Linked DNA regions of Homo sapiens: regions 2, 3, 4 and 5 are each linked to region 1. The links are chromatin loops, found by intact Hi-C in ENCODE. Cell type or tissue: B cell. All regions are shown on one strand. Each heading gives the region's core, and the rest is flanking DNA. Links, peaks and the distances in the headings are about the cores only.

Region 1 (6,164 bases), core at 716-5,715:
AATCCTTTCTTGAGACCTGCACGGTGACTCCTCCCACCACATCACAGCCCTAGCTAAAAGGAGCAAGCAAATTCCAGCTACTTGGGAGGCTGAAGCAGGAGGAGAGCTTGAGGTCAGAAGTTCAAGACCAGCCTGGGCACCACAGCCACCCTCTCTCTCAAAAATAAAAATAAATTAGCCAGGTGTGATGGTGGGCACCTGTAGTCCCAGCTACTTCGTAGGCTGAGGCTAGGAGTTTCAGTGAGCTATGATAGTACCACTACACTCCAGCCTGGGAGCAGGGCCAGACCCTCATCTCTAAAATTAAATTAAATTAAAGGAGAAAGCACACTAGTAACAATGCACTCAGGTCTGGTCACCTTCTGCCAGAAAATTATCTAGTACCATAAACAAAGCCAGATTCAAACAAGCGCCAGGCAGGACAATCTGTGCACTACAGTGCCAACCTTGCAATACTCAGAGTACCCTCCAGAACTACAGGGACAGTGAATAGACAATAAGGTGCCAGATAAAGAACCTCTGGGAAGTCCAGGGACTTCTGCGCCCACCACATCTGGCTAATTTATTTCTATTTTTATTTTTTGAGAGACAGGGTGGCTATGGTGCCCAGGCTGGTCTTGAACTTCTGGCCTCAAGCTATCCTCCTGCTTCAGCCTCCCAAGTAGCTGGGATTTGCTTGCTCTTTTTAGCTAGGTCTGTGATGTGGTGGGAGCAGTCACCATGCAGGTCTCAAGAAAGGATTTTGGTATAAAGGGATTGCCATGGCCACAGATGACCAGAAGTAATTACAGCATCCTGTCTCCTGCACCAGTGCTTCCACACAGCTTAAGTAAAAGGGTCAAAACTGTAACCTGATTCTGCTACTTACGCATGGCACAACTGTAGGGAGTTGAAATGTTTTTATTCATCACGAAGACAGTACCGGGGTCAGTTTTCCCAACATGCTTAACTTCTATCTTCTCAGTTCGGGGAGTTAATGATAACTGCCTGGCTTTCTCTTTATTAAAGAGATCATTCCGCATTTCTGTCAATTCTGTCGGTGACAGCTGAGAAGCTGACGATGTTGCTATAAATCCTGTGGAGAAGTTACAATAAATATGAAGACTGAAAAAATGATTAACGTACTGCCAAAAGTGCGCTCAGAGGTAAAATTAAACCAATTTGTAATATTAACAAACACCAGCGGAAGAAACAGAGCTGGCCCAGATACGTGCCTCTACTTTTAAATTTGGCTCTTTCACATCAGATCGCTATTTCCCACCAATTTCCTGTGTCGTGTTTCCAATCAGTGCTTTACAATAAGGGGCAAAAAGTAACCAGGAAACGGAGTCAAAACTGGACTAGAGTCATTGGGAAGGTGAACAAAGTGGTCGGTTTGACAGGGTCTGAAGAAAAACAAGAAAATTTCAGGAAACCAAAGGTCCCACACCGAAACTATCAATATCCAGAATGAGAAATGCTGAGTTTATATCCCAAAGGCCAAATCAGGGAACCTGCCAAGGCAAGTACGAGTATTCCTTGGGAAGACATGGACAGATGTGCACGGAACGTGCGCTGCTTCCCAGAGGCGGGCCCAAGCTCCTCCCGCGGCCTGGCTCCGACCCCTGGCCCCGACCCCTGCCCTTGCCCCTGCCCTCCGCCAGACCCTCGTTCCCATAAATTAGTCCTCCCAAGCTGTGCAAGAGCGACCGCCGCGGAGGGACTAAGAAACCCTCCTCCTTCCTCTGCCCCGCGGGACCTCCCCGGCCCCGCCTCAGACCCAATCTAGACAGACACCACTATCTAGGCCTCGCTCCCTGTCCCTACGGCCTCTGAAACTCACTCCATTTGATCCCGCCACCGGGTGCGACCAGCCAGAGCCGCAGCGCCCGGGAACCCATGGCCAGCGCCTCCATAGCAGCGGTGAGAACCGTCGCGCGCAAGTCCTTCTCCGCCCTCCTCCCCCGGAAACCGAACGCGCACTCGGAGTTCCGCAGGACAGGTCTGTTCCGGACCCAGCACTCAGACTGCTCGCCTCCACCGGGGGGCGTCAGGCCTCGCTGGGGATTCAGTGGCTGAGACCCCGAGACTCGGAGCCGGGGCGCGTTACCTGTGCTCGATACCTGGGCGCGGTCACCTACCCAGAGGTGCAGGGCCCCCAGGGCGGTCGGCCTGCCGCCCACCACGTAGGCTCTGCAGGGAAACAGAGTTCCACAGGCGTCGTTGCCCTCCGCCTTCAGCCCTCCGCGGGTTCGATCCCGGCCACCCAGGTGAAGCGCTTGCTTCCCTAAAAGAATATATGGTTTTCTTGGCGGGGGCGGGGGTGGGGGGGAATGGGGAAGGCGTCTTCTATTTTGTCAGCGATGACATCCTCTAGCGCGTGGCTTAACTTTCAATTGTGCCGGGTAGGTTCTTAGTTCGGCTGGAGTGGGTCTGCACCCCGGTTCTCCCCTTAGCTGTGGTAATAGAGGCCTCGGAACACGTCCCCTTGACTTTGGAGAGGACGTTGTAATTCCTAAGAGCTCTTTACAAATTTTCTAGTTTAGTTTATATAGTATAGGATGTATAGGAGAAGGCATCCCGGGGCAGAATTTTTGTCTCTAGTTCACTGATGTATCCCAAGCGCCCAGAACAGAGCACAGCGCAGTCAGCGCTCAACAGATGTTTCTTGAATGAATGAATGAATGAATGCCCTTGCAGGCAAACTTCAGCTCATTGTCTAATTTTTCTGTCCTACCAGGACGTGAGTGTTATTTGAAGTAAGCACTCTGTAGGTACAGGATGGAAATATTTTCATTTACAGTAGTTTAATTCTGTGGCTTTACTTAAGGGTGTCGAATTCAGCCTTTCCCCCACTCTGTCCTTTGCCTTGCAATTGGAATGCGCCGCCACCAGGTGGAAGTGCCGCCTAAGGTACAAATATGACCCTGCGCCACGATAGATCGACCGTCTCCTTGGCCCAAATGTTACACTCACAACCACTGCGCCAGGAAAGTGTAAGTATCTTCACTTTTTAAAATGGGAAATGTAAGTGACGGAGCTTGGATTTACATCCAGTCTACATTTTACCAGGCTACATTTCATTTAAGATCCTAATTCAAACCACGAAATGTACATATATACATATAGTGTTGGAGGGCGGGTGTATCTTTTGCTTCCTCAAATTTGCATACAGTTCCCATGAAAGCTGTCTGTTTCATCGGCCTTTTAGAGCCTGTACCCATTTAACCTTACCTAGAAACACTCTAGTGCCCTTAGAACATCTTAGAGCCACATTTAAGCAAAGCCTCTGAACATAAACTTAAGCAAGTTTGATCACAAACCCATTGGAGGCAGGTAATTGGAGTTCACCGGTATGAGAAATTAACCTAGTTGAAAGGTTGTCACTAGTGATAATGGCCAAAAAATACTATGTGCCAATCATAGGGCTTGGTTTATTAATTTTCACAACCTACCTGAGCAATTGGCATAATAATCTTCATATTCCAGGAAAAGAAATTCAGGTTTTAAGAGCTTGAGAGACATACCCGAGGTAAATCTTTGGCCAAGAATTCCCCCCAAATATTTTCTTACTCTGAATCTTCTTTATCTTGCCTTCTTTATCAACCAGCTCCCCAAATCTTAGTCTCACTCTGTCAATGTCTCTGCCAAATAAAAAGTATCAAGTCTGTAACAGTAAATATCTAAGATAAGCCTGGATCATTACTGTGCCAGAAAGCCTACAACTAACTATAAAATACAGACAAACAGAAACATGTTAAAAAGGACGGCGGACCAAGCTCGAAGGTCCTCCCGCTGTCCAAATTTGGGAGAGTTTGCATAACAAAAAGAATAATGCTGAAATATTATGACATGTATATTAAAAATTCATGAATCCGTAATGACACTCAAGAATAAATCAGTGTAGAAAGAGTGAAGAGAGTTTTCTGTACAAAAGAATGCCAGATAATAAAAGTCATAGGAATAATAGAATAGGGAAAATCACCATTCTGCATCTACCAATGTAACCATTGGTACAGGAAGGGATCGTCAATAGATGCTAAAATCAGTAGAGAAAGTTTGTTGAGGATCAGGGATATAGTCACATAGTCTCTAAGTATCACCTCACATATTACTGACAAAATACAAATGGATAAGTGAAACTTTTCAATGGAGAAATCTGGTGGATATCATCATCAAGTGGTCAAACTTATCATCACCCAAAATGAGACAATCTGACATTATTTGTGCTTCTTGGTTGTGATATAAACAATATTATCTATGGAGTATTCCTAACATAAATATTTAACCTGAATCTAAAGAATTATGAGGAAATCAGGTATATCCAAAAAGTGATATATTCTACAAAACAACTGACCTAAACTCTTCAAAAATGTAAGTTTTATGAAAGATGAACCCCCAAATAGTTAATAAACTGTCCTAAATTAAAGGAGACTAAAGAAATATACAGTTATTATCAATGCATGATCCTCGCTAGGTTTTGGATCAGGAAAAAAAATTTACAAAGAATGTTATTGTGACAGAGAAACTTGAACTGTATACTAAATAATATTATATCAATGTTATACTTCTTGGATACAATAATAGTGTCATGGTCATATAGGAAATAATCCTTATTCTTAAGATATATATATTAAAATATTTAGGAACCAAATATCACTATGCCTATAACAAACTCCCAAATGTTTCAGCAAAAACAGGGAGCTCTAATATTGAGGGAGGGAACAAGACAAATTTAGCAAATGTGGCAAAATGTTAACAATTAGAGAATCTAAGTGAGGATTTTAGTTGAACTACTCCTTCAACTTTATTCTGAAATGTTTCAACATCAAAACTTTGGAGAATAACTTCAGTGGTTTTCAACCATGAAAGTTTATTTTGCTTATGTTGGCTGTCAGTGATGGCAGCTACCAGCCAATTGCGGCTCTGCAACTTTATTCCAGAATCCAGGCCATAGAAGCAGCCCCTACTTGGTCTTGTGCTTCTTGTGGCAGAGGGAAAAGAATGCAGTTAACCACCTTGTGCACTGGCTCTTAAGAGCTTCTGTTCAGACTCACCTGTGTCTCAGCCACACAGTCCCCTGGCCCCAGCAAGTCCCCTGGTCAAGACCAATGTCAATCAAGTAGGATGCCTCCTGCAGGGAGCCAGTAAATGAGGTTATATACTTCACATTCAAGGAGGAATGCAAATCACTGGAATCAAGATTCAATAACAACGCCAGGTTTCATGGCTCACTCTTGTAATCCCAGCACTGTAGAGTGGCTGAAGTGAGCAGCTCCTTTGAGCTCAGGAGATGGAGACCAGTCTGGATAACATGGCAAAACCCTGTCTCTACAAAACAAATACAAAAAATCAGCTGGGTGTGGTGGTACTTGGGAGGCTGAGGTGGGAGAATCACCTGAGCCCAGGAAGTCGAGGCTGTAGTGAGCTGTGATTGCACCACTGCACTCTGGCCTAAATGACAGAGTGAGATCCTGTTCCAAAAGAAAAAAAAAAAAATCCAGTAACACAGTAATTTTCCCAAGATCGCAAAGATTATCTGGGGCTTAAACTCAGATCTGGCTGTCTCCAAACCCTATACTTTCTTTGTTCTCAAATTCATACGCTTTTTAAATCCAAATATTTGATTTTACATTTTCAAATCATTATACATTTACTTGTTGGGAAATTTTGTCTTTTAATGTAAAGGTGCCTAAGGAAAAGTTTCACTCTCAGTTCTTTTCTTGATTCACAAGTTCTTACCAAAACCCCACACAGGATACCACTGTTGAGAGTTCTTGATGCCTCTATCAGCTACCCCATTATTATGCCTCTATCAGTATCCCCATAAGATAGAGGAACATAACCTCTATCTTATGTTCCTCCTACTGACCCAACATGCAAGATACCAAACATATGGTTCTGTGCCTCACAAAGCTGTACTTTTAATCAGTTTGTGTTAGTCCAGATACTCTGAAGAACAGATACCAAGACAGAGGTAAGTATGCAAGGAAATCGTTAGGAGAAATGTTTGTAAGGGAAAAGGGGAAGGTGGCCAGGTAAGGCTGACTCCATGTGAAGAAGAGAAGGAAGGAAAATTGAATGAACGCATTCTTGACCACCAGTGCAGTCTAATAAAGTTTCAGCAAGATCATTAGGTAAATCCCCAAAGCCAAAGTGGGCATGCCTCAGTGTCCCCACTGTGC
Region 2 (5,616 bases), core at 617-5,616, 270 kb after region 1:
TTTAAGAATCAAGATTATAAGGCATTATCTTTTCATAATTATATATGTATGTATATATACATTTGGCTAGACATTTTTTTCATTAGCTTTAAAATTGTCAGAGGCGTCTGAACCAGAGCAACTCCATTTTGAATAGGGGCTGGGTAAAATAAGGCTGGGACCTACTGGGCTGCATTCCCAGAGGGTTAAGTCATTCTAAGTCACAGGATGAGATTGTAGGTCTGCATAAGATACAGGTCATAAAGACCTTGCTCATAAAACAAGTTGCAGTAAAGAAGCCGGTCAAAACCCACCAAAACCAAGATAGCAATGAGAGTGACCTCTGGTTGTCCTCACTGCTACACTCCCACTAGAGCCATGACGGTTTACAAATGCCATGGCAACATCAGGAAGTTACCCTATATGGTCTACCAAGGGGAGGCATGAATAATTCAGCCCTTGTTTAGTAAATAATTAAGAAATAACAATAAAATGGGCAACCAGCAGCCCTTAGGTTCACTCTGCCTATGGAGCAACCACTCTTTATTTTCCTACTTTCTTTAAAACTTCATTTCCTTTTCCTCTATGGACCCGCCTTGAATTCTTTCTTGCATGAGATCCAAGAACCCTGTCTTGGGGTCTGGATTGGGACCCCTTTCTGGTAACAAAATGATCAAAGTTAAAGCTGTAGTTACTGTAACTGAGTTGGCCTTGGAATGCCATCCCATATAGTGCCATGTTTGAGAGCTGGTTTTCATTTCATTGGTGGCATTAGAAATGTACTATTATATTAGGGTTAATTCGCCCTGCTACCCCAACTAGCTAGCTACCTCCCCTTGGGCCAGGCAAAATGGAACAGTAGCTTGTACATATGAATTGTTAACATGTACATATCTTCATACAGCAGTCATGTCTAACTGTCCCTAACAGGGCAAGGGAGATGACCGGTCATTTTTTCTCATGAAAACAAGATACACTCAGGTGAGTTTTGAGTTTGTTCACCATGCAGAATGTGACGAGATAAGTTTAATTTTCTAGCTTAGTGTTTTTAGCTTAAAATGTTGCAATCTAAAGCTAAAATGTTCACCTGAGGCCAAGGACAACACAGCAAAAACAACAGGGCCAATGTGTCCTCAGACCTTTGGAATCGCAGTCAGATATCACTATGAACTGAGTGTTTGTGTTTCCCCCAAATCCCTATGTTGAAACCCTAATCCCCAATAATGGGATGTGGAGGTGGGACCTTTGGGAGGCAGTTAGGATTAGATTAGGTCATGAGGGCAGAGCCTCACGATGGGACTAGTGTTGAAGGGAAATGAAGAGACCATCTTATTCTTCACCATGTGAGGATGTGACCAAGTATCCTCATTTTTCTAAGAAAAAGAGAATGAGTTACTATTTTTTTCTCTTCTTTTCTCCATTTTCCAGTTTCCCATGTCCTACTTAGCCCTTTAGAAATGCAATTATAATTGTTTACCTCTCCTTCACGAGACACTCCCTACAGGGCAAGGCTGTCTAACATGTGTTTCAAAGCTCCAGTGAAACTCTCCCTCACCAGGAGACTGCTCAGGAGACAACAGTCAATTTACAACCCAAATTATGCCCGCTACAAAACTCTCCCCCACCTGGAGACTTTCGGACACCTTTGTAATCGAATTCTGTCCACAAAGACGTCAACTCAACCGCCTGGTAGATAAGGCACCACAACGAGTACAGGGACCTCCACCTGCTCACTGCCTTCCCTGCATGTCATTCGTGCCAGGCCCTCCTTTTATTTATTTATTTATTTATTTATTTATTTATTGAGACGGAGTCTCGTCTGTCTCCCAGGCTGGAGTGCAGTGAGCCGAGATTGTGCCACTGCACTCCAGCCTGGGTGACAGAGCGAGACTCTCAAAAAACATAAATAAAATAAATAAATATCCTACACTGGTCAGGACAACTCCCTTCAACAAGGAATTATTCCCTGCAAAATGTTAGTAGCGTTCAGGATGAGAAACCATGCTTTACAGATAATCAGCTGTCTTAATTTTTATTTCCCTGGAACTTTTCCCTTTGTCTCTCATTTGGGACAAACTTGAGGGCCAAAATATGGCAGCAAAATGTTTTAGATCAAGTAAAGACTGTAAATTAGGTCTATGAAATATTTTCCCAGCACTGGGAGACACATGTTGGCCCCAACTTCCTACTCAGACTTGCAATTAAGACACAACAGGTGTGGGTACCCAACATGCGAAGACTTCTCACTGGTCTGTACGTCAGTAAATGGTCAAGATTGTTACTATGGAATCATTCACACCAGCACAATGGTGCTCCTCCAAGAATGTATTTATTTACATGAAAACACCATTTTATACAAATTGAAGACACATCTTAAAAGAAGGGTTTGTCCAGGCATGCCTTCCTCATCCCCTTATATTGCCACTTCCATTTTCATCTTCTTTTGTATCATAAATGAAACTTCAGACTGGTTAAAGAAAATTGAATCTGCCTCTTCTCCCCACCCAAAATTACTTCGATTATTTAATGTCTGTAGTCATCCTTCAAAGAAAAGTCTTGCCCGGGGTTATTTTATTTAATTTATTTATGTAATACAGTGTAGAAAGCGATCATGTCATAAGCAATGATTCTGTACAATCATCCTGCAGAAAATTGTTTTGGAGAATTCTTGGTAATTGAAGACCAGCAGAGCACCCCTCCCCACCCGCCCCGTAAAAGTGCTTACAATGAACAGGGATTCTTTTCTTTATCAAAGACCCAAAGATACGTGGACAAAAAAAGAAAAGCTTGAAGTCTCAATGCCTAATGTGTGCACATAAAACAGGCACGAAGAAACAAACGTGTGTATCCTCTTAATTCCTATATCACAAATATAGCAGAAGCAGCAATCTGTACAGTAAAATGCAGTCATGGAAAAAAAATCTCTCTAAAGCATCTGAAATACTTAAAAATGTTTAACTTTAAAATGCATAGTGATCAGGAAAGGAATACTTAGGCAAGAGAAGCAGCTGAACTCCCACGTTCACATGAAGCATCCCCCATCGATTCTTAAAGCATATGTAAAGTAGGACTTAATTGGGTCACAAACCACAAGAATAATATACAACTGGCTAAGGGGCTATGTGATAAATAATCAGGAGAGAATCTATTCATGCACTAGTTTGATACAGCTAAATTCTTTACAGTACACAAAACCCATTAATAATGTAGTATAGAGACCAAAATGTAAAGAGAGATAGAATACATTACTGATGTGTGGATTAATTCAAGTTCAGGCATCTACTTGTGTTACAGCACAGCTGTCAAAAGGCGATAATGAGTAAATCATAAAACGGGTTTGTTTCTTCCCACATTATTCTATAAATGGACACCGATGGGTAGTGAAGCAATGGTTTTGCTGTCCAACTTCAGAGGCTGCTGTGGCGGGGGTCTAGTTCTGCATCTGCTCAAAGAACTTGTAGGTTGGATTTTCGTAGCCGTTCTGCTGCATCTTGGACAGGTGGCGCTCCTCTGGGGTGACAGCGGCGTCAACCTGAAAAACAAGAGGAGAGCTGAGTAAAAAATAAAAATCAATCTTTTAAGGGTGAACATGGAGAAGCAGTAAAAAGATAAGGAGTACAGTACTCTTCTTTTGCCAAGATTGCAGAACACCCATAATTTTCTCCCCCACTTTGACATCTTGGAGCAGAACGCCTTTGCCCACCAGTTACACAGATGCTGTGCTCCATCTAGCCACCAGGTGGCGGTGGAAACCTTGACGCGCTTGCAACGTGTCCAGTGGTTGTTTCTGGTTCCCCAACTCCACAGTAAGTGGATAAACCCAGTGCAATGGTATTTTTTCCTCCCCTGTTGGGTCCATAAAGGACAAACAGAGTCAACGGAAGCCTGTTTTACGTGGAAGTGTTTTGGTAAAATAGATAAAACCACAAGAGTATCATGGAGGGAGATTCAGCAAAGTATACTGTATCTTGGGTGACACTCAAATCTGTGTAGAAAAATACTCGATTTCCTGGACTGCTGAATTTAGTCTAGCCCATTTCTATCAAATTTTATGTTTGTTAAAATGTTAAGGAGAGGTTTGAGAATCAATTAAAACAATAACATATACCAAAGGGGGCTATTATTTGGCACAAGAAAAAAGGAAGAGCAAGGACGACGCCATTCTAGATGATGTAATTTTTTAAAAACTGAGAATTAAGATACTATAGAAGTATGTTCAGCTCAAAGTTTAAAATCAGACCCTCTCTGTTAATATGTTGCTTTACCTCTAAGGTCAGGCCAGTAACTGAAGACGTTTTTCTCCCCCTGTCACTGTTAGAGCTGTGTGTGGCATTTACTGTCTGCAGGTTGGGCAGGGTACTTACCCCTACAACGTGGGCAGTGGCTGTTCTTGTTTTACTATATTTGTTATACCTCTCCCCGTTCGCAGAAGAGAGGAGGTCCTTAACTCTGCTGAATGAGTATGTTAAAATTCCTCTTTTGTAAAACCATGGTAAGATGAAGAGAATAAATAGAAAGTCATCAGAATGAAGAGGCATGTTTTCCAGAGAAAAGTTTGGATGTACCATAGAGAAGATATTCCTTCAAAGGGATATTTCCTAGAATGGGCTGCTCATTCATCTCTGGGAGAATACTGCAGGCCCATTCCCCCTTGTTGAGTGTTGCCAAGTGACATTCCTCCCTTATGCAGCTTTTCCCCCTACACACCCCATCTGGCATGGATCTGAGCCTACACAGCAATGCCCCTGAAGCCAAGGAAGAAAAAGTACCAGCGAGGATGTAGTGTCAGCAGTAAGACATGAGGTCTCGAGATGGAGCTAGATATGTCATGACTAGACCACACTGGCTGATAACAATTCAGACTAAAAGATCTGTCAATATGGCCGGGTGCAGTGGCTCACTCCTGTAATCCCAGCACTTTGGGAGCCTGAGGTGGGTGCGTCACTTGAGGTCAGGAGTTTGAGACCAGCCTGGCCAACATGGTGAAACCTTGTCTCTACTAAAAATACAAAAATTAGCCAGGCGTGGTGGTGCACGCCTGTAATCCCAGCTGCTCCACAGGCGGAGGCAGGAGAATGGCTTGAACTTGGGGGGTGGAGTTTGCAGTGAGCCAAGATTGTGCCACTGCACTCCAGCCTGGGAGACAGAGTGAGACTCCATCTCCAAGAAAAAAAAGGCCAGGTGAGGTGGCTCAAAATCCCAGCCCTTTTGGGAGGCCAAGGCGGGTGGATCACGAGGTCGGGAGTTTGAGACACGCCTGGCCAACATAGTGAAACCCCATCTTTAACAAAAATACAAAAAAATTTAGCCAGGCACAGTAGCACGTGCCTGTAGTCCCAGCTACTCCAGAGGCTGAGGCAGAAGAACTGCTTGAACCCAGGAGGCTGAGGCTGCAGTGAGCCAAGATCGTGCCACTGCACTCCGGCCTGGGCAACAGAGGGAGACTCTGTCTCAAAAAAAGTAAATAAATAAAAATAAATCTGTCAGTATAATCAGGTCCCCTGTGGTCCCTTCGGATAGCCCCACTTCATGAAGTGATTGACTCTTTTCAGTCTGGGAGTGAGGTGGAATGACTACCAGTGGCTAATCCCAAGGCAGCTGGAATAGGTAGATATACAGCTCCCTCATCCCTTGGGA
Region 3 (6,164 bases), core at 658-5,657, 190 kb before region 1:
GCTACTCAGGAGGCTGAGGCAGGAGAATCACTCGAACCCAGGAGGCGGAGCTTGCAGTGAGCCAAGATCGTGCCACTGCACTCCTGCCTGGGCGACAGAGTGAGACTCTGTCTCAAAAAAAAAGATTTTGATAAAGTGTGTATGAGTTTAAAACTCCTTTTCTGACCCTAAAAATTTCCCAGTTCACTTTCTTTTATTCTGGTCCCTGACCATGATGCAAACCTGAGAAATCCACCAGAGACATAAAGTGGAGCTGTCAGTAGGACTGCACCCCAAATCAGGCAGTCTAGGCTGTGTTTGACTGTGGAAGAGAGGGAGGCAGGTGGGGCCACTCTGACCCGCAGATTTTATGTCCCGAGAAGGAGCAAAGAACTCTGCCACCATCCTGCTTCCTCTAACAAAGCCCCTGACAGAGCAGTCATGAGTAATGCTTCGACCTGGAGACCACCTAAGAATTTTATCTTTAAACAGTTAAAGAAGAGCTGTGATTTTCAAAGTTTCTGCCAATCCTTATATTGTTAAATGTGCATTGCCAACCCGCAGTTTGTTTGAGAGAACATTTTATTGGGACTTTTTGTTACAAAAGGCAATGTCTAGGGCAGAGTCTGGAATGAGAAGGTTGACACAAAGGAAGCTAAATAGCTAAATTGTTCCATTTAACAAATGATCGGTAAGTTCCACATGCAGTAATAATGTGTGTTGTAAAAAGGTTTTGTCTGAAATGGGTGGGAGGTGAATTTAAGGACTTGAAGAAAAGGGGGAAAAGACTGTGGCACAAGAGAGCAGACCCACAAAAATAGTAGCAGGCCAGGAGCCAAAAAAAAAAAAAAAAGCATAAAAAATATCAGTCCCCTAAAGCAGAAATGGCTAATGAACTTAGGAAAGGTGATTCACTTATTCTATTTGAGGTCGTTTCCTTATTTGTGCTACATGACCAAACCTTCAGGTAAAGTAAATTCTCTGTTACAGCCCTGAGTTAATGATACAGAAGGTTTTGAAGGAAAGGTACTCCTTTCTGGCTTGGAATGAATTGGTATAGGCAGGAGACAGGTACCAGGAGGATAATAGCTCCAGAGCTAAAGAAAGTGATATAGGAAATGGATACTAGGAAGTTTGTCAAATGGGAGAATATATAAGCCAAGAGCATCTTGTACCCACTTCTTTTCACTCATTGACTCAGGGAAATACGAGAAAGGGTATTAGTCAACTGCATCACTTATTGAATTTGTGGAAGAAGGGCTCATTTATTGAATTTGTATTTGAAAGGACAGCGTAACCTCAGAAGGCTGAATGACTTGGAGCTACTTGGCTCACAAATTTCTTCTTCCTGAATATTTTTGAAATCTTGCAACTTACAGTACTTACCATTGAGCATCCCAAAGATTTCCAAGTAGATGTGGGGAACCTTGTCCCTTAGGGTATGGCATGAGTTTGTGCATGTGTTCTGCTCAGGGTTCCCTGTCAACAAATGAGACAAATACAAAAATTACATAAATCTTGCCTAGTAAATAGAGGGAAGATATTCTAAGACAATGACAATTAAAAAAAAAATAGTCCGTCAAGTTGTCCTTGGCTGGACCTAACCATCAATGAGAAAATGCATGCACAGGCTGGGAGGAAAATCATATTACGTGTTATGTGGAAACAAAACAGAAAAGTACTGGCCTTATTAGGTTACCACTTAAGAACCCTGCCGCTTAGGCTGGTGTCTTGGTTTGAGTCTTCCCCATAGCAGAGCCTAAGACAAGGACTTAGACTTGGGGGCAAGTGGTTTATTTGGAAGGAGATATCAGGAAGCTGAAATAAATGAGCAGAAGAGTGAGAAGAAGGAAAGGAAACATAAGGCTGTGTTATAAATGTGGGTTTTTTCTGCCGGGCCCTCTGAGAAGCAAACCAAACGCCCTGCAGTCATCCCCTTCCACCTCTCCCACTTCTGGCCAAAGACAAGAGGCTGAAAATTTTCTCCAACAGCTTCCCATTGTCCTTGGTTAATGATTGCCCAAGGACAAAAATCCCTGCCTCTTCCAGTGTCCTCTTTCCTGAGCCAAATCCCAGGAAAACAGGAGATAGCTGCCAGCAAGAGATGAGTCTCTGAACTCTGAGAGATTGTCCACTGACACAGTGGCTGAAATCAGTAAGGGGCCGAGAGGAAGAGATGCAAAGTACCAAAAGCATCTGCCACTGCTCAGCGTTGAAAGTGGCCATACAAGTTCACATGGTGTCCTTGTTTTCAGTTCCTATGTACTTGTAAGTGGCAGCCACAGAGTAGAATTCAGACTTCCTGTCTCCAGAGAAGTGAAGCTTTTCTTCTTCATCATGCCTCCTGCAAGAATTCAACCTTCAGCAAATCAACTCATCCACTTTTCAATTGCATCATGATGAGTAGGGTTGAAAGATAATATCTGTCACCACCCTCAAGAAGTGTGTAATTCACTGATAGAAACAGACATATAAAGAGATCGATTTTAATAGCATAGTGAGGATGAGAGAGGTACATACACAGACACAAGGCACTAGAAAAAGGCAGAGATGGCTCCCTGAGCCCAGCCTAGAAAGTGGAACACAAATGCCTGAAGGGGGCGTTACAGGTGCATAGAAGAACATGAAAAAGACCGTAGTAAAAAGCAAACCACCATGCTGTGTGCTTCTGTTTTTCTCGTTTGTTTCTTCCAACTGTTTTTGAATTGACAAATAAAAATTTTATATATTTATGGTGTACAACGTGGTTTAATTTTATGTGTACATTGTGGAATGGCTAAATCAAACAAATTAACATATGCATTACCTCACACTCAGTAATTTTCAAGTATACAGTATATTGTTATTAATTATAGTCATCATGATATATAATAGATCTCTTGAACTTATTCTTCCTGTCTAACTGAAATGTTCCTCCAACTTTTGGAACTGATGATAGCTTTTTCTTCACAGTTTTTAGGTGTAATAACTTTCACGTTTCATCCCATGAAGACAGGCTATTTCTGTCTTTCTTATTTCTCTACTCCCACTACAAACTTAAGAGACTCTCCATATTTGGTAAATGATTTAAAGAATGAAGGAAGGAGTGATTTTTATAATCTCTTTAAATTCTATAACCTACAAGAATATTAGGATCATTTCTTATTAGAAAAGACAGATTCATCAATTGGTGGCAAACATGAAACCCAGGAGGTTTCACACTGTATCTCTAAGACACTTAATATTTATCTTCCCTGAAACCATAGGGAATTGATGTTCCAGAAAAAAAATCATTTTACGTGTGTTTTTGTCATCTAAAAAGTATGTTTTGAGTAGTTTATTAGAATTATTTGGATATTTATGAATATTAAGGCTTTATTCATCACAAACAATACGGAAATAAGGGGAAATATGAGAGTCCCTTTGCTTCTCTCTAAGTTTTTAGCCTCTTCTTGAATATGTGCCCATGGTGCCTGGTGCCTGCAAGTGTTTTTTGTGAAGGTGGGTGGTTTTGATGCCCTGCTCATGGCATTGGCCGTTAATTGAACCTGACCTTGGCAAGTACTGTCGACAGTAACAGTAGCTTGTCTACATTCCCAATTCAACAACAGCCATGTGCTTTAAGGTTATGTTTTTTATTTTTACTTTTAATTTTGTATACTTTGGTAGCATTCAATTTATATGTCTGAATTATTTTTTAATTTAAATATAAACTAGTATATCAGTTACTTATCCAAAGGAATAATTCTTGGTCTATTTTTAAAGCATTTTTGTTGAATTGGTGATAGATTGGTTCAGACACATCTATAGTTAAGAGGCTTTGGTTTAGTTCTGAATTACAGCAGGAAGTTGCAAAATACTATATAAGCTCAGGAAAGTAGTCTATTTTCATGGAGCAAATTTCAGCTAGCCAATTTTTCTAGAACAGTCAACTTGAAGATTTCATCCTTTCCACAAAAACTAATTGATTATCTACTATGGGTCAAACATTGTGCTACATGTTTATTCCAAATATCAATAGGTTCAAAATTAAATTTGCTATTTATATTATATTGGAAAACATTTTGAAGCTTCATAATGTATGCTAGGTCTATAAATATACTAGAATGAAGGACAGCAATCAGTCAGCATGAAACCATTCTTTTTGTATTCTACAGCTAACTGAACAAGGAAGGAAGAAAAGTGATGTCTGAGTTTGCTAATATGTTACATATCTATGAGCACCAGAAATGAGGTCTAATAGTTAACAATTTATAAATCAAAGAAAGATTTATCCTGGGAAATTGATTTCTATTTGAACACGAATGTATTAATAAAAATTCTGATATAAGTAGAATAGTTTCATATTTACCAGTATCTTGGCATGGTCCCTTTAACCACTCTATTTTTGATTATTTAAATTAAAATGATAAAGAGAAAGGGAAAAGAGATAGAATATTAAGAAAATTACCACTGGAATAAAGACGTTTGAATAGATTTAATTTAAATGACTTTAAACCATTTTAGAGAATTATTCTGGTCTGATTCATTAATCTAATATTATTATAAATGATTACATTAATTTTACTAAATCCTTTTTATCAACAATGTGATCAACTTGGTAGATAGATGAAGAAAAACACAAAAATCAAATCTAACTAAGTTCAAAGTTGTGACCAGAACCTAGTCATGTCAGTTATTTATAATCATAGAGTTTGAGCTTAGGAAATAAAAATATAGTTATGACCTTTAAAAATTGTTATGGAAAATATCCTATCTCACCAATTTCTCTCTTCTTAGTATTCCCTTATAGCCATTTTTTTCTACTTTGCATTATTTTAAGCTTTTATGTTTTAAGTATAGATGAGCTTTTTTATTTACCAAAAACTCTCCTTTCTGCCTCAAACACCTTTTTCTCTGTGTCTCTTTCTCTCGTTCACTTTTACATACACACATACCACACATGCAGTCTTCTTATTTTCGGTCCTATAATCAATGAACCGTGAAACATTTGTTCTTTGTCGCTTCCCTTTTTCACTTTTTAGAAAAGGAATATTATATCTGTTTCTACATAAGAAAGTCAGTGGAAATTTGAAGTAAACTTCTAGATGACTATCCATAGTATACATTTTTTTAATATCAAGAAAACCAAAGCACATGTCAATTTTATGCCCCTAATTATTCAAAGTTTGCCTTCACTATACTTATTCCAAATGATAATTGTGAAGAAAAAGCAGCATTTGTAGCCTTTCTTCTCAATGATATTGAACATACCTTTTATCGTGGAGCTGCTGGAGAAAAACAGTAGAATTCTCCTGTTGTTGAATCAAAATCAAATTCCATTTTCCAGAGATTGTTTCATATTTGTTCCTAAAATAATAATGACAGCTCCTCACATCCAAATAACATGCAGAAAAAAATATACATGCAATTGCCAGGAAGAACTAAAAATTTTTTCAAAACCTTTCTGGGTTCTCTAATTTCTATTTAGAAAGTCACTGAAGTGGCAAGACTTCAAATAAGGAAATTCCCCACTGATTGTAAGTTTTGTAACTTATACTGGATCAGAGAAGCCTGAAGAAGCTGGGATCCCTGGGGACGCACCCTAGGAGGTTATCTCTTCTGCAGTAGTGACTTTCCTCTCTACATAGAGAATGTTCTATAGGACTGACAAGCCCCTATGAAAATAACTTGGATTTTAGATATCATAAAAAAGTGCGATGCAAATCCTCTTCCCTTCTATTCTTTCTATTCCTAGCTTCATGGAATCAACCTATTTCCAATCATTTTTCTCTACAATCTTGTAACTTTAACTATAAAAGGAGACACCATCCCATTGTTTATTTTGTGTTTATTTAGAAACTTCTATGATTTCTAATTATTTACAAGGAAAAGGAATCACTCTTTTAAAATATGCAGAGTGTAAACATAAAGGACAATAAGAGAGAGAAAGGAGACACAATATCAAGAAACGCACAGCTGGAATAAAAATATCTTGAAAAGAATGAACCTGTCTATAATTATGCCCACTTCTTCTGTAGTTATTTAAAGATTACCCCATGAATTGAAAGAGGAAGCTTAGGTGATTCATTACAGTAAGAAAAAGAATAAAAAAACAGAGTTATGCTAACTTTCTTTTGGGTCTCCCACCTTCTACATCTCAACTACTACCTAAATGTATATCACAGCATCATTAGCCTGGTCTTGTAATTCACAGTGGCCATCTT
Region 4 (6,164 bases), core at 585-5,584, 360 kb after region 1:
CCTTTTTACAAATCTGGTAGGTTTCATAAATTTTTTCCAGGGTATTTTGCTAGTTCTCAGAAATAATTTATTTTGGTTGTTCAGACCACAGTCATAAATTAGTGAAGGCAGCATATAGAACTGAAATTTAGCACCCAACACAACCCCATGATTCATGCTTTCAGACAAACTCTAGCACAGAATGGATAAAGAGCTAAGATCTTCTGACCTGGGAATACAGAAAGGACAGAAAATGTTTGGACTTGTATGTCTTCAAGCTTTGTTTAGTCAAACAGTGAAACATGTGTACACTTAATGATGAACAGAATTAGTAATACAACCCAGAAGGCAAAGCGCACAGTGTTGCTGAAATCATAAGCAAAAGATATGTTCGACTAACTCGGACCCTTGCAGAGATTTGTCAAACGGTCTGATCATCCGAAAAATGCCAACTGTGACATATTCTTGACTTTTTAAGAGAGATTTACAGCAATCTGCTTTAATTTTGCATATTCATACTTGGACTATGGTGGTCCTGCTTCATACATCCTCTAACTGGTTAGCCTATTCAAAGAAAAGTACATTTGCATTTCTTTTAATTTTACCCTCTCCTCTTCCCATACCTAGGCAGTGTTATGACCTATTAGAAATTCTGAGTTTTTTGTTGATATTAAAACATTTATATAAGGAAACTCAAGGTGATGATACTTAAAAGCCAAACATCACCTGGCATCTTTAAACTGGTATCCATGGTCAACCTTCACAAAATGAATGAACCCCTTAAAGCTTATGCGAGATTGTGTTTGCGTGTGTATGCGTACATGTTTCCAGGGTGAGGATTCTTTGCTACCCATCTGTTCTCTATCAGTCATACCAGGCAGGTGAATAACTACTGGATCTTTAAATGTGCTATTTGTCTACAAAAACTAAATATTTATATTTTCATAATACATTTTCATTCTCAAAGATAAAATGAACATATATATTAACATTAAAATACGTAGGTTTGCTGGAAGAAAGCAGAGCGTAAAACCATACGGTGCTATGGGTTTTAATAGCATCCTGTGAAGACCTATTTGCATTCTGAAGGCAGTGACTGAGCAGTGCTCCACTGTGGAGGGAATCTGGGTGATGAATATGGCCTCAGTGGCAAAAGACAGCTTTTAAGCTAATGCCTTCCCAACATACTTCTTAATGTTCTATGTAACTTAATTAAACCCAGAAACCACTAGTATCTCTTGTTACATACTTCCCATTTGTATGTAGCAAGATTTTATCGAACTTGGTAAACATTCAGAAGGTAGGGAAGTAATAGTACTGAGTGGCTTTACTGAAAGAGCATGTATACCATTCAGCATAGTTTATAAGATTTTGTTCACTAAATGCTAATTCTCTCATTTTCCTTCCCATTCACTATCTGTTATTGGGTTTGCCCTTAGGAGTGCCCAAGCTAATGAGTCCCCCTTTGCTCACCAATGTATACAGAACTCAACTAAAAATAAACGGATGGTGAACAAATAAATAATAAATATGTAAGTATAGAGCAATTATTTACTTTTCTGAAAGATGATCTTTTTGGCCTGGCAGTCTTTCAACTTTTAATTCCATTCTGATTAGCTTCATAAAATTTTGGTTAAATTCAAAACCTGCTGGTGGAATGCCTTAAACATTATAATATTCATCTGTCCACATACCAAGAACTCAGCAAATAATTTTTAACTTACTATCAGTTACATTGAGGTACAGATGTCCCATATTTGCTTTGGAGATATATGCTATATACATATATTTTATAAGATAATTTCTTTTGCAACGAAAAGTGATGGGTAGAAATAATTGGTTTGTTGGGTGAAGGGCAATTAGCGGTATCATATAAAAGCTCAAGTTTAGTACCACAATTTCTTTTTTGCTTTAGAAAAGAAAGGTACACCAACACCCACATTGGTTAAAGTTTGGTTTAGTTGTAATCCACATCATATAGTGGCGAAAAATTTATTTATGAGGTGGTTTAAACCTTCTCATGCCATCACCTGTTTACCTGTGACAAACCTCCCATTAATGTCTACCCTTGTTATCTCCAATGACGGCTGTTTCTTGTTGAACATTTATTGCTCTTCTGCTGGAATTTACCAAATAGCCTTGAGCAAAATCTCAACTTAGTGATGAAACCGTGCTCTTTAATGAAGAGTCTCACAGAATTCATGTTCTATCAAAGAATTATGTGAAGAAGTTTCCAGAGATCTCAGCAAAATTTAACATGTGGCTGAACCATTCAAAAATGAGAAACCAAAGAAGGATGCCGATGCTATAGAAACTGCCAACATTTTTTTTTTGCTCAATTAAACTGATAGCCTGAATGTGAAGCAGCAGATAGAAGCATGAAATGAATTTCAGTATGGATAAGATGGTTTCAATCGTTAAGACACTGAAAAAATCCAAACAACACAACTGGGATAGATAAACAGATGTACAGGAAAATGTTTCCTAATTCTCACTTCCCTTTAGAAAATGCAGTTGTTGAAGTCAGAATAATAATCATGATAACTGTCTGATGAAAGATTTAGACTAAGTATCTGTAAAAACACCAAAAATCTCAGAATTACAAAGAAAGCTTTGGCTGTGTATCCCTTATCTTTAAAACAGTTCAAGTCTTACAAATTAGGGGGTGCTAAGGTTTTCCAAACCTAGGCCTACAATAGAAAGTTGATTGAAATAAAAAATCCCTATCTGGCCTTTGGTTTAACTGTACAGGATCACATTAAGTCTAATTTCTCTTCAACAGTCAGGACATATCATCATCTTCTGTCTATGAAGGATAAGCAGAACGCTGAGAGTTACAAGGGGAAAGGCTCAGACAGCATTTAGTTCCTGTTTCATGAAGCTATGAATAGTTTGAGTACGAGCCCTGACAAAGTAAAAAGCAGGAAGTGCATGACTGTAGAGGGCAGGTTAAGAAATGATGAATGCTTAGCTTTAAGTATTTAATCTGGTAGCTTGCAGGCCTCCAAAGGTGGTAGAAGTTAACCTCCTGTGCTGCAGTTCTGGAGAGGCATTTAATTCTTCCAGGGGGAAAAAGTGCTAACTCCTTGATTTTCCAAAGAAAGTCTAAGGAAAGTAAAAAGGTGAAGGGGTTGGTGTTTAGAAGAGTCACTAGCCTTCAACAGAGTAAGAGTTTTTTCTGAGTGCAAAGACACAGCTCTGCTCAACTTTTTTTTCCCATGGGGAAAACAACTATTTTAATAATTGTAATATTTCAAGTATTTATCTCATTTTTTAACTTTTAATTTTGGAACAGCGTCTTGCTTTGTCATCCAGGCTGGAGTGCAGTGGCACCATCACAGCTCACTGCAGCCTTGACTTCCTGGTTCACACTCACACCTCAGCCTCCAGAGTAGCTGCGACTACAGGCGCGCACCATCATGCCTGGCTAATTAAAAAAATCTTTTTTTTTTTTTTTTTTTGTAGAGATAGGGCCTTTCTATGTTGCCTAGGGTGGTCTCAAATTCCTGGGCTCAAGGGATCCTCCCACCTCAGCCTCCCAAAATGCTGGGATTACAGCTGTGAGCCACCACATCTAGCCTAAAGTATTTATTTTAAATACATGTGCCTATATATGTATGACTCTAAATATGAGTCAAACAATGCATTTTTAGGTTGACCATTCAGTGTATTTGCCTATAGGTACATAACTAAATCAGAAATTTGAAACATACAGTATACTCAGACACAGGGACTCAGGAAATGAAATTCATTAGTAGAACAAGGAATTCTAGCTGCACAAAAACAACATCTCATAACACTTCCACGTTTAGGTTTAAAAACTGAGTAAAAGTATGATTTAAATCTGAGCTTCAAAGAAACTGAAAACAATCCACATTGTTTTGGAATCCCGTGTTTGCAAAGTCTGAGAATATACGGTAGAATTTGTTAAGGGTTAGACAGGTAATTATTCTAAGTGGTAACATCTACAGAATCTATGGAAACGACACTTTTGATTTACTTATATTCAAATACCATTTACTGAATACAGTTGTCTGCATTTTCCAGGCACGGTGGTTAAGTATGAGGGAGATCTCAGAAATATTTATGTATGACTCCTATTACAAGATGTGATCTTTTTCAGACAACCACCAGTAAGCTCTGGATTTATGTCTTCAAGAGGAAGGTATAAAAGTCCTCAAGAAGGCATTTAATTACGCCTGCAATCTCAGCACTTTGGGAGGCGGAGGCTGGCGGATCACGAGGTCAGGAGATCCAGACCAACCTGGCTAACACGGTGAAAGCCCGTCTCTACTAAAAATACAAAAAAAAAAAAACATTAGCCAGGCATGGTGGCGGGTGCCTGTAGTCCCAGCTACTTGAGAGGCTGAGGCTGGAGAATGGTGTGAACCCAGAAGGCGGAGCTTGCAGTGAGCCAAGATCACGCCACTGCACTCCAGCCTGGGCGACAAAGCAAGACTCTGTCTCAAAAAAAAAAAAAAAAAAAAAAAAAAGAAGGTATTTACAATTTTCTTGTGCCTGCCAAAGTGCAGACCTAAGTGCCAGGTCAAGCCATACAACATTAAAACTTAAATGAACACCTAAAGATGGTAACTTAACAAAAATGGCAAGTAATGCCCCCTAGACTCCAGGCCTGTGACCACCCAGCCACATTTTATTACAAAGGAAAGATTTAAAGGTGAGTCATGGTGGCTCATGCCTGTAATATCAGCACTTTAAAAAGCCGAGGTGAAAGGATCGCTTGAGGCCAGAAGTTCAAGACTAGCCTGGGTAACACAGCGAGACCCTGTCTTTACAAAAATTTTTTAAAAATTAGCCACACATGGTGGAGCTTCTGTAGACCCAACTCTCATGAGGCTGAGGCAAAAGGATTGCTTGAGCCCAGGAGGTTGGGGCTGCAGTGAGCTACGACTGGACCACTGCATGCCAGCCTGGGTGAAAGAGCAAGACCCTGAAAAGAAAAGAAAAGAAAACAAAAGAAAAGAAAAGAAAAGAGAAAAGAAAAGAGAAGATTAGAGAAGAGAAGAGGGGAGGGGAAGAGAAAAGGAAAGGAAAGGAAAGGAAGGGAAGAAGGAAGGAGGGAGGGAGGGAAGGAAGGAAGGCAGGAGAGAAAGAGAAACAGAGAAAGAGAGAGAGAGAGAGAAAATAAATAAATAAATAAATAAATCCGAGTTAAGAATTTAACAGGAATCCTTAGATCAATCAACAACAGTGATCTGATTTTTGACAGTAAAATATTTCTTCCTAATCCAGTTTTTAATTTTTTTTTCAAATGAACATGTTGCCTAATTCCATATGAAGCAATGCGGAGGCCCACAATAAGCACGATTACAACCACTCTAAAATTATCCCCTTTGATAAAAGATGACACTTCGGCAAACATTCTTGCCACTGCCTTTCCTGTGATGGCTGATGAGACTAAACTGAGAGTTTAAATGTACATTTGTTAAAGCCTCCATTCAGCCCTCAGCTTATTTTTAGTCCCATCAATGTCCATTTAGCAAAGATCTTACTTTAGAGATTGGACTTTCAGCTGGAACGCTTCACAAGTTTCTGCTATAAAGATTCTGGTCTCAGCACCCACCAGCCTATCCTTCTCTGGCAAATGATCACACGGCTCCTCTCCTGAAAGCGTGTTCTCCAAAAAAGAGAGGAACCAAGGAACTTTTGTTCTGCAGAGATATAAAAAAAAATTTCCTGACAAGTGCCTTGCTAAGATAGAGAATTTTGGCAAATAGAAAATGAAAACGCTAATATGAATATTCTTTTTCAAAAGCTCTTTGTTTAGAGAGGAAGCTCGTTCTAGTGAGAAGGCACCACAGTGACTCGCGGCTCTACCCTCTCCCTTCCCAGCAGTGTCACCCTGAACCAGCCGCTCCATCTCCCGAGGTTGCAGTGATATCATCGGTAGAACAGGGTAAATAGTATCTTACGTCTTGGAAGAATGCCACGAGCTCTTTAACGGCTCCTCATGGCTTTCTGTGCACTGTAACTTTATCCATAGAAAGAAAAATCAAAATGGTGAGGAAAATCGGTGCAAATGGGTGACTTTCTGGTTAAGTTGCATAAAATGCACAAACAATTCCAGCCAAGATTGAGTGAGAAGAACTGGATTTACCCTCCTGCCTGAACCACCAATAACTGGACAATATATTCATATACAAACAGCGTTTCTTTTTTTTTTT
Region 5 (6,164 bases), core at 572-5,571, 150 kb before region 1:
CTCAAAGGCACTCAGGCAGAAAGAGCTTCCTTTAACTCATGGGAAGATGAGCCTTTGTCCGCTTCAGGTCTTCAACGAACCAAACCATGTGGGCCCACCCACATCATGGAGGGCAATCTGCTTTATTCAGTCTATCAGTTTAAATATTAATCTCATGCATCCAAAAACACCCTCACTGATATACCCAGAATAATGTTTGATCAAATGCCTGGGCACCCCATGGCCCAGTTAAGTTGACGTCTAAAATTAACCATTACACCTGATATATACTCATGACAGATTTCTTTCAGAGCTTCCCATGTCAGTAAAATGTGCTTGCAACAAATAGGTCTCCTTTTTCTCCCTACTTTGCTTCTTCTCAAGTGCATTATTTTCTTTCCCTCATCCTCATACAAGCTATTGGAGAAACACTTTGGAATGGGAACTAACATCTACAGCACACCACCACCCCATGCCATGCTTATTACCAGGTACTCATCACACTGTGTCCCCGCCAGAAGCTAGAGAACAGGAGAAGTCATCCAAGTGGCAACAACCTTGGGAAGCCATTGCAGCCCTAACTCTCTTGCTCAGCCTTGTCATTTCAAAAACTCAATCTCGTCAGGGTGTCAAATTCGGTCAAACTTGGGCATTATAATTCACAGAAACTCGATTCAAGATACTTCTGTACAAACAAACAAAAAGCCATCTAATTAATTACAACAAGAAATACAACTGCCAAGGGGGATCTCTAGCTAAAGCATCCCTTCCTTGTAAAATTATATCAGAAGTCAAATTAGAATTGAAATATTAGGTTAGGGCAAAAGTAATTGCAAGTAATTGCATTTTTTGCCTTTCAAAGTAATGGCAAAAACTGCCATTACTTTTGTACCAACCTAATGTTGATTACTTGAATTGAATCTAGAGTAAGTGGAAGGTTGATTTAAACAAGATGCTCAATTACACCAAGCGAAGAATGGCTGATGCTACAATTTCAACAATCATCAGACAGGAAAAAACTTGGAACCCAATTTTGCTAGATTTTTCTGCCATAATGTACCTCATAGATTCTTTGTTTTATTTTTTCATATGCCAGGTGAACCAACTCCCTATCTGTGTAACACATTATTTGTTTCAAAAATATTTAACAAGTTACAAGTCAAGTCTTACTGGCCCATAAACTATTTTATCTCATTAAGATGACCCATCTTGCTGCACTCAATTTCCATAAGCTTTCAAAGAAAATCTCACTGTTTGACTTTCTTTTCATTCATATCCATTTAATTCTTATAACAATTCTGTTCTGGTAATCAATTGCTGATTAATAAGTGATCGCAAAATGTCATTACTCAAAATAATAAGCATTTTTATTAATATCATTATTATTCTCAGCATATTCTCAACATCATTTTCAGATCAGGTTACTGATATAACTGACATTGGAATATTATAACATTTTTAAGTGATGTTTTGAAGTCCTCTTGACCATTCTTGGAAGAAATAACTTTTCTATTCTCTACTAAACATTCTTCACATTTCATATTGGCTACTGCAGATATGCAGACATTCTTTTTATTCCTCATACACCTCTTCTGTTCTTAGAAATGCAGGGAGTAACTGCTTCATTGGTCTGTTGGACTATTCCATCTTAAAATGTTAATGAATGTTAAAACAGGTGATATCCTCTCTTAGACAAACCATTCTTCAATGCCTTAACCTAAAGGAGTTGGTATATTTGAAATATAATCATCAAAGCAAGGTTGGTAGAGAAAAAAGTTGGTCTGGGAAGAGGAGATTTGAAGGTGAAGAGTTAATTTATTCATTTAAAAAACACATATTGCCAGGCATGGTGGCTCACCCCTGTAATCTCTGCACTTTGGAGGATGAGGCAGGGTGGAATGCTTGAGCTCAGGAGTTCGAGACCAAGTTTGAGCAACATAGCCAGACTCTGTCTCTACAAAAAAAAAAAAAAAGAAAAAGAAAGAAGGAAAGAAAGAAAGAAAGAAAGAAAGAAAGAAAGAAAGAAAGAAAGAAAGAAAGAAAGAAAGAAAGAAAGAAAGAAAGAGAAAGAAAGAAAGAAAAGAAAAGAAAAATCAGCCCGGCATGGTGGCACATGCCTATACAACTCAGAAGGCTGAGTGGGGAGGATCATCTGAACCCAGGGAGGTTGAGGCAGCAGTGAGCTATGATTGTGTCACTGCACTCCAACCTGAGTAACAGTAGTGACACCCTCAAAACATAAATACATAAAATAAAATTTAAAAACACATATTGACCCACAAAACGTAATTATTTGTTAAGAATGGCCATTTGGTGACAAGCAGCCCAAGGAGGCAAATTTACTCTTAATAAGTTTTTTTTAACTTGTTTTTGAGACAAGGCCTTGCTATATGCCACCCAGACCATAGTGCAGTGGTGCAATCACAGCTCACTGCAGCCTCCACCTCCTGGGCCCAAGCAATCCTCTCACCTCTCAGCCTCCCAAGTACCTGAGACTACAGGCGTGCACCATCACACCCAGCTAATTTTTGTATTTTTTGCAGGGATGGGGTTTCGCCATGTTACCCAAGCTTGTCTCGAACTCCTGGGCTCAAGGGATCTGCCCACCTCAGCCTCCCAAAGTGCTGGGATTACAGTGTGAACCACCTTACCTGGCCTAAGCTAACAATTTTTAAAATCACATTAATGTTTATAAAGGTGTTATAATCCCTGGCAAAGTTCCCATGCTACAAGTCCAGCTTAATAAAAAATGAGACGCCATTTAGGCATCTAGCCTTAAACCTCATACCTCATGATACTAATACTTTAAGCCTCTCATAAGGGGAACTCATACAAGTCTTAATACTTCACAGTTACTAGAATGCTGAGACCTCAGATGAAATTTTTTTCTTGTGGCTTTCTACAGAAAACCATGAAGTACAAAAATTTGCTTTTAAGCTACTGTACTCATTTATTCAACAAATATTTGTCAGGCGTTGCTATGTGCCAGGAACTGAGGTGCAGGGAACACAGCCAGAGCAAGCGTGACCCCTGCCCTAAGAAAATTTGCAGTTTGAATAAATGTTCTCAGACCTGCAGTCATTCTGGGACTTTCCACACCTTCCTTCCTTTCTTTTCTTCTTTCTTTCTTTCTTTAGTGTTACCATCAAATTGCTACTACAGTGTGATACTTAAGAGAACAAATTCTAGAATTAAAATGCTAGGGTTCATAACCTAGTTCCACCAAGAAAAACAATTTTTTAAAGAGTCATAAATAATAAATAAATAAATAAATAAATGCCAGAAGAAATCAATACTTGATAATTGAATAATTATAAGTATAATAATTATTACTTCATCAATGCTCTTATGTGAAGCAAAACTCTGACAGTAGACACTCTAAAGTTCCAGAGAAACTCTCAAAGAGCATTTTTTTTGTTTTGATCCCAACTACATTGCTTTTCCTTAAGAAATGGTTTTTACAGTATTCTCAGACCACAATCCTTCAATATTTTAAAAATCATTCCATTAAACTCTGCTTTTCCATCTCCCTTGTGAACTCTTGGCCAGTGAGACACAGTTTCATTTTCACTTTTTCAAAATGATAGTATGAAAAAACAGAAGTGAAAGTATGAATCATAATATAATCAGGAGTTCATACTGAGATACCCATTTATAACTCAGAAAACCACGGGGTATTTCCAAACTGATGTCATTCATAGAAAGAATACCATGTGTTGTGGAAGAATAAGAAAAATTACCTAAACCAACTGGGGGATTTAGAATACATGTGGGATATTCCCAGCTAATTATTTTCATTAAAAAATTTTTTTACAAAGATCAACTGTGTTTCAAATACTTACAGTGATAGTCATCTTGGAAATTACAAACTGGATTCTGGGTTATACTTTTTAATTATGATCAGTGAGACAATGGACATTGAGATTTTGCTTTAGAGCACATAATGCCATTATAACTGTATATAACTCAAAGTTATTTATATAACTCAAGGTTTTATATATATAACTAAAGTTTTATTTTCCTTAAAGAGTTATATAAATACCAAAATAGCCATGAAATCCCATGTAGTTGTTTTACTTATAAGGAAGAATTTTTATAGGAAAAACTGTGAGCCCTGCTCAAATTATTAAAATTGGGCCGGACACAGTGGCTCATGCTATAATCCCAACACTTTGGGTGGTCGAGGCAGGCAAATCACTTCAGGCCAGGAATTCGAGACCAGCCTGGCCAGCATGGTGAAACCCCATCTCTACTAAAAACACAAAAATTACCCAGACTTGTTGGCTTGCGCCTGTAATCCCAGCTCTGAGATCACGCCACTGCACTTTAGCCTGGGTGACAGGGTGAGACTATGTCTCAAAAAAAAATTATTAAAATTTATTACTTTTATTGTATTATGTTTTGGGGGGGAAATACATATGAATCTCATTTTTCCAACCAAACAATTAAAAATGATTTTTCCCTCTCTCTACTACATCCCACTACATTAAAATTTTTTAAGAACTTAAAAATGTTACGGTGTACATGGCATAAATTAATGATCTTACAGGGATGAAACCTTTCCCAGGAAATATTCTCCTTTAGGTTGTGTACACTGGCTTGGAAAACACTTTGGCTGTGTTAGTTCTGCCATAGTTGCTCCTATGGTGGCAGCTTTGTCAGTTGTTTTGACAGATCCTAATATCCAGTTGTAAGGACAGGCCAGCTATATCTCTTTTCAATCTGAATGCCCCTGTTGCCTAATCAGCCAACATCCCTGACATGGAAAAGTCATGCCACTCACTAATCTTGGTAATACCCTGGCCTGTTCTTTGGTTTCTGAGACCTATCCAAGAGTCCAGTGATAGACCCACAATCTCCTGTCCTAACACCTGTTATGAACTGCTTTGTTATCCTGAATCTTTCAGCGAGGACACAGGTGAATCTGCTAGTAGGATGGTCTGGCCCCATGTAATTTAGAAGTAGATTTTAAAATGTATCAGAAAATCAAGTTTCTCTTCATTCTATATACCAACAGGAAGTCCACATGGATTAAAGACTAAAAGCAAACCTTAAAAATTTTAGGAGAAAATGTAGGAGGCTCTCTCATAATACTAAAGTTAAAAAAGATTTATCAAAATATAAAAAGGTTTATCAGTTGTAACAAATGTACCATTCTGGTGCAGGATATTGAAAATGAAGGAAATTATGCCTATGCAGGGGTGGAGGTAGGTATAAGGGAAATCTATGTATCGTCTGCTCTATTTTACTATGAGCCTAAAACTGCTCTTAAAAAATTGAGTCTATTGAAATAAAGAAATAACAGAGCAAACCATTAAGTACAAAATAAAAAAGAATAAATTTAATGACATTACCATTTTAAATTTCTATATATTCAACACTATAAACCAAGTTAAAAGGCAAGCAAGTGACAGAAGATATTTACAAGACATTTGAAAAATATTTGCAATCTAGAATATTTTAAAAATCCTATAAATGAGGAAACTGCAAAAAGTGCAGTAGATAGAGAAATATAAACCTTCAGTTCACAGAAGAGAAGCTCTATATGGCCAACAAAGATATGTGGAAAAAAGCTGTCACTTGCTGGTAATAGAAACATGCAAATTAAGACAAGATACTCTTTCATGTCCATCAGACTGGAAAATTTTCAAAAGGCTGACAATGACAAGTAATGGTAAGGAAGTAGGGGAGAGGGATAGGAAACTTACAAATTCTTAATGACTGGTAATTAATGAACATTGACATTTCACTAAGGCAGTGTAGCATACATTTGAGAAGAAAAATATAAGAGGTTGAAAGAGTACACTGGTATGATTTAGAAAACATTTTTGCACTATCTAGTAAACTTGGAAATTCAGGACTCAGCAAGTCAACTTCTAAAGCATAAAATCCAGAAACACTTTTGCACAGGGACACAAGAATGCTCCCTGCAGCACCCTTTTTTTTTTATTTTAAATTCCAAAATGTCTGCCATTGGGAGAATGGCTCCTCTTAGTTTCATCTGCCTCAACACTAAGCATCCACTTTCTCTTTAGGCTCTTTCCATCCCTTTCTTCATGTAGTTGGAAGCAGGGCACTGACCCTATCCACTCACTCCCACTGACATTCCTCTCTCCTCCTCCCTACGCTCCCCTATTCCCACAGGGATCTCTTTCTACCTTGGAAAATTCACCTTCCATCCTGCC

Evidence for each region. Peaks named below come from ENCODE experiments on the same cell type or tissue, not always from the same donor. Only the 100,000 strongest peaks of a DNase experiment are listed, where the experiment ranks them.
Region 2: it touches region 1 in a loop (7-fold over the local background); 12 of 110 quality-filtered maps call a loop at or near these places.
Region 3: it touches region 1 in a loop (12-fold over the local background); 12 of 110 quality-filtered maps call a loop at or near these places.
Region 4: a loop joins it to region 1, with 4 times the contacts of the local background. A loop is called at or near these places in 4 of 110 quality-filtered maps.
Region 5: a loop joins it to region 1, with 11 times the contacts of the local background. A loop is called at or near these places in 3 of 110 quality-filtered maps.

Annotation. Positions count from the first base shown.
Region 1 is chr21:25,605,581-25,611,744 of GRCh38, forward strand. MRPL39 (mitochondrial ribosomal protein L39) reads right to left here and starts at 1,901. Exons shown (of 10, transcript NM_017446.4): 1 at 1,823-1,901; 2 at 869-1,075. The coding sequence starts at 1,895. RefSeq lists an enhancer at 1,846-1,965 and a silencer at 2,946-3,005. In B cell, for the core only: CTCF peaks have their summits at 2,876 (motif pointing right) and 3,089; DNase peaks (open chromatin) are centred at 1,971 and 2,881; H3K4me3 peaks cover 2,299 bases; H3K27ac peaks cover 2,610 bases.
Region 2 is chr21:25,878,261-25,883,876 of GRCh38, forward strand. It overlaps APP (amyloid beta precursor protein), which reads right to left. Exons shown (of 18, transcript NM_000484.4): 18 at 2,290-3,511. The coding sequence ends at 3,410. Among named protein-coding and RNA genes, the nearest start is that of GABPA, 150 kb to the left of the region's middle. In B cell, for the core only: CTCF peaks have their summits at 3,719 (motif pointing right) and 3,925; a DNase peak (open chromatin) is centred at 3,731.
Region 3 is chr21:25,419,343-25,425,506 of GRCh38, forward strand. It overlaps LINC00158 (long intergenic non-protein coding RNA 158), which reads right to left. Exons shown (of 5, transcript NR_024027.2): 3 at 5,212-5,307; 4 at 1,366-1,458. Among named protein-coding and RNA genes, the nearest start is that of LINC00158, 9.3 kb to the right of the region's middle. RefSeq lists an enhancer at 2,204-2,403. In B cell, for the core only: CTCF peaks have their summits at 2,621 (motif pointing right) and 2,820; DNase peaks (open chromatin) are centred at 2,549, 4,949 and 5,489; H3K4me3 peaks cover 2,220 bases; H3K27ac peaks cover 4,039 bases.
Region 4 is chr21:25,964,902-25,971,065 of GRCh38, forward strand. All of the region lies in intron 11 of APP (amyloid beta precursor protein), which reads right to left. Among named protein-coding and RNA genes, the nearest start is that of APP, 200 kb to the right of the region's middle. RefSeq lists an enhancer at 3,079-3,188. In B cell, for the core only: no CTCF peak of the experiment used is centred there; a DNase peak (open chromatin) is centred at 2,860; H3K4me3 peaks cover 1,178 bases; H3K27ac peaks cover 2,802 bases.
Region 5 is chr21:25,453,963-25,460,126 of GRCh38, forward strand. All of the region lies in intron 8 of LOC105372753 (a long non-coding RNA gene), which reads right to left. Among named protein-coding and RNA genes, the nearest start is that of LINC00158, 25 kb to the left of the region's middle. RefSeq lists enhancers at 2,910-4,109, 3,461-3,750 and a silencer at 4,230-4,359. In B cell, for the core only: no CTCF peak of the experiment used is centred there; DNase peaks (open chromatin) are centred at 2,939 and 3,629; H3K4me3 peaks cover 584 bases; H3K27ac peaks cover 3,516 bases.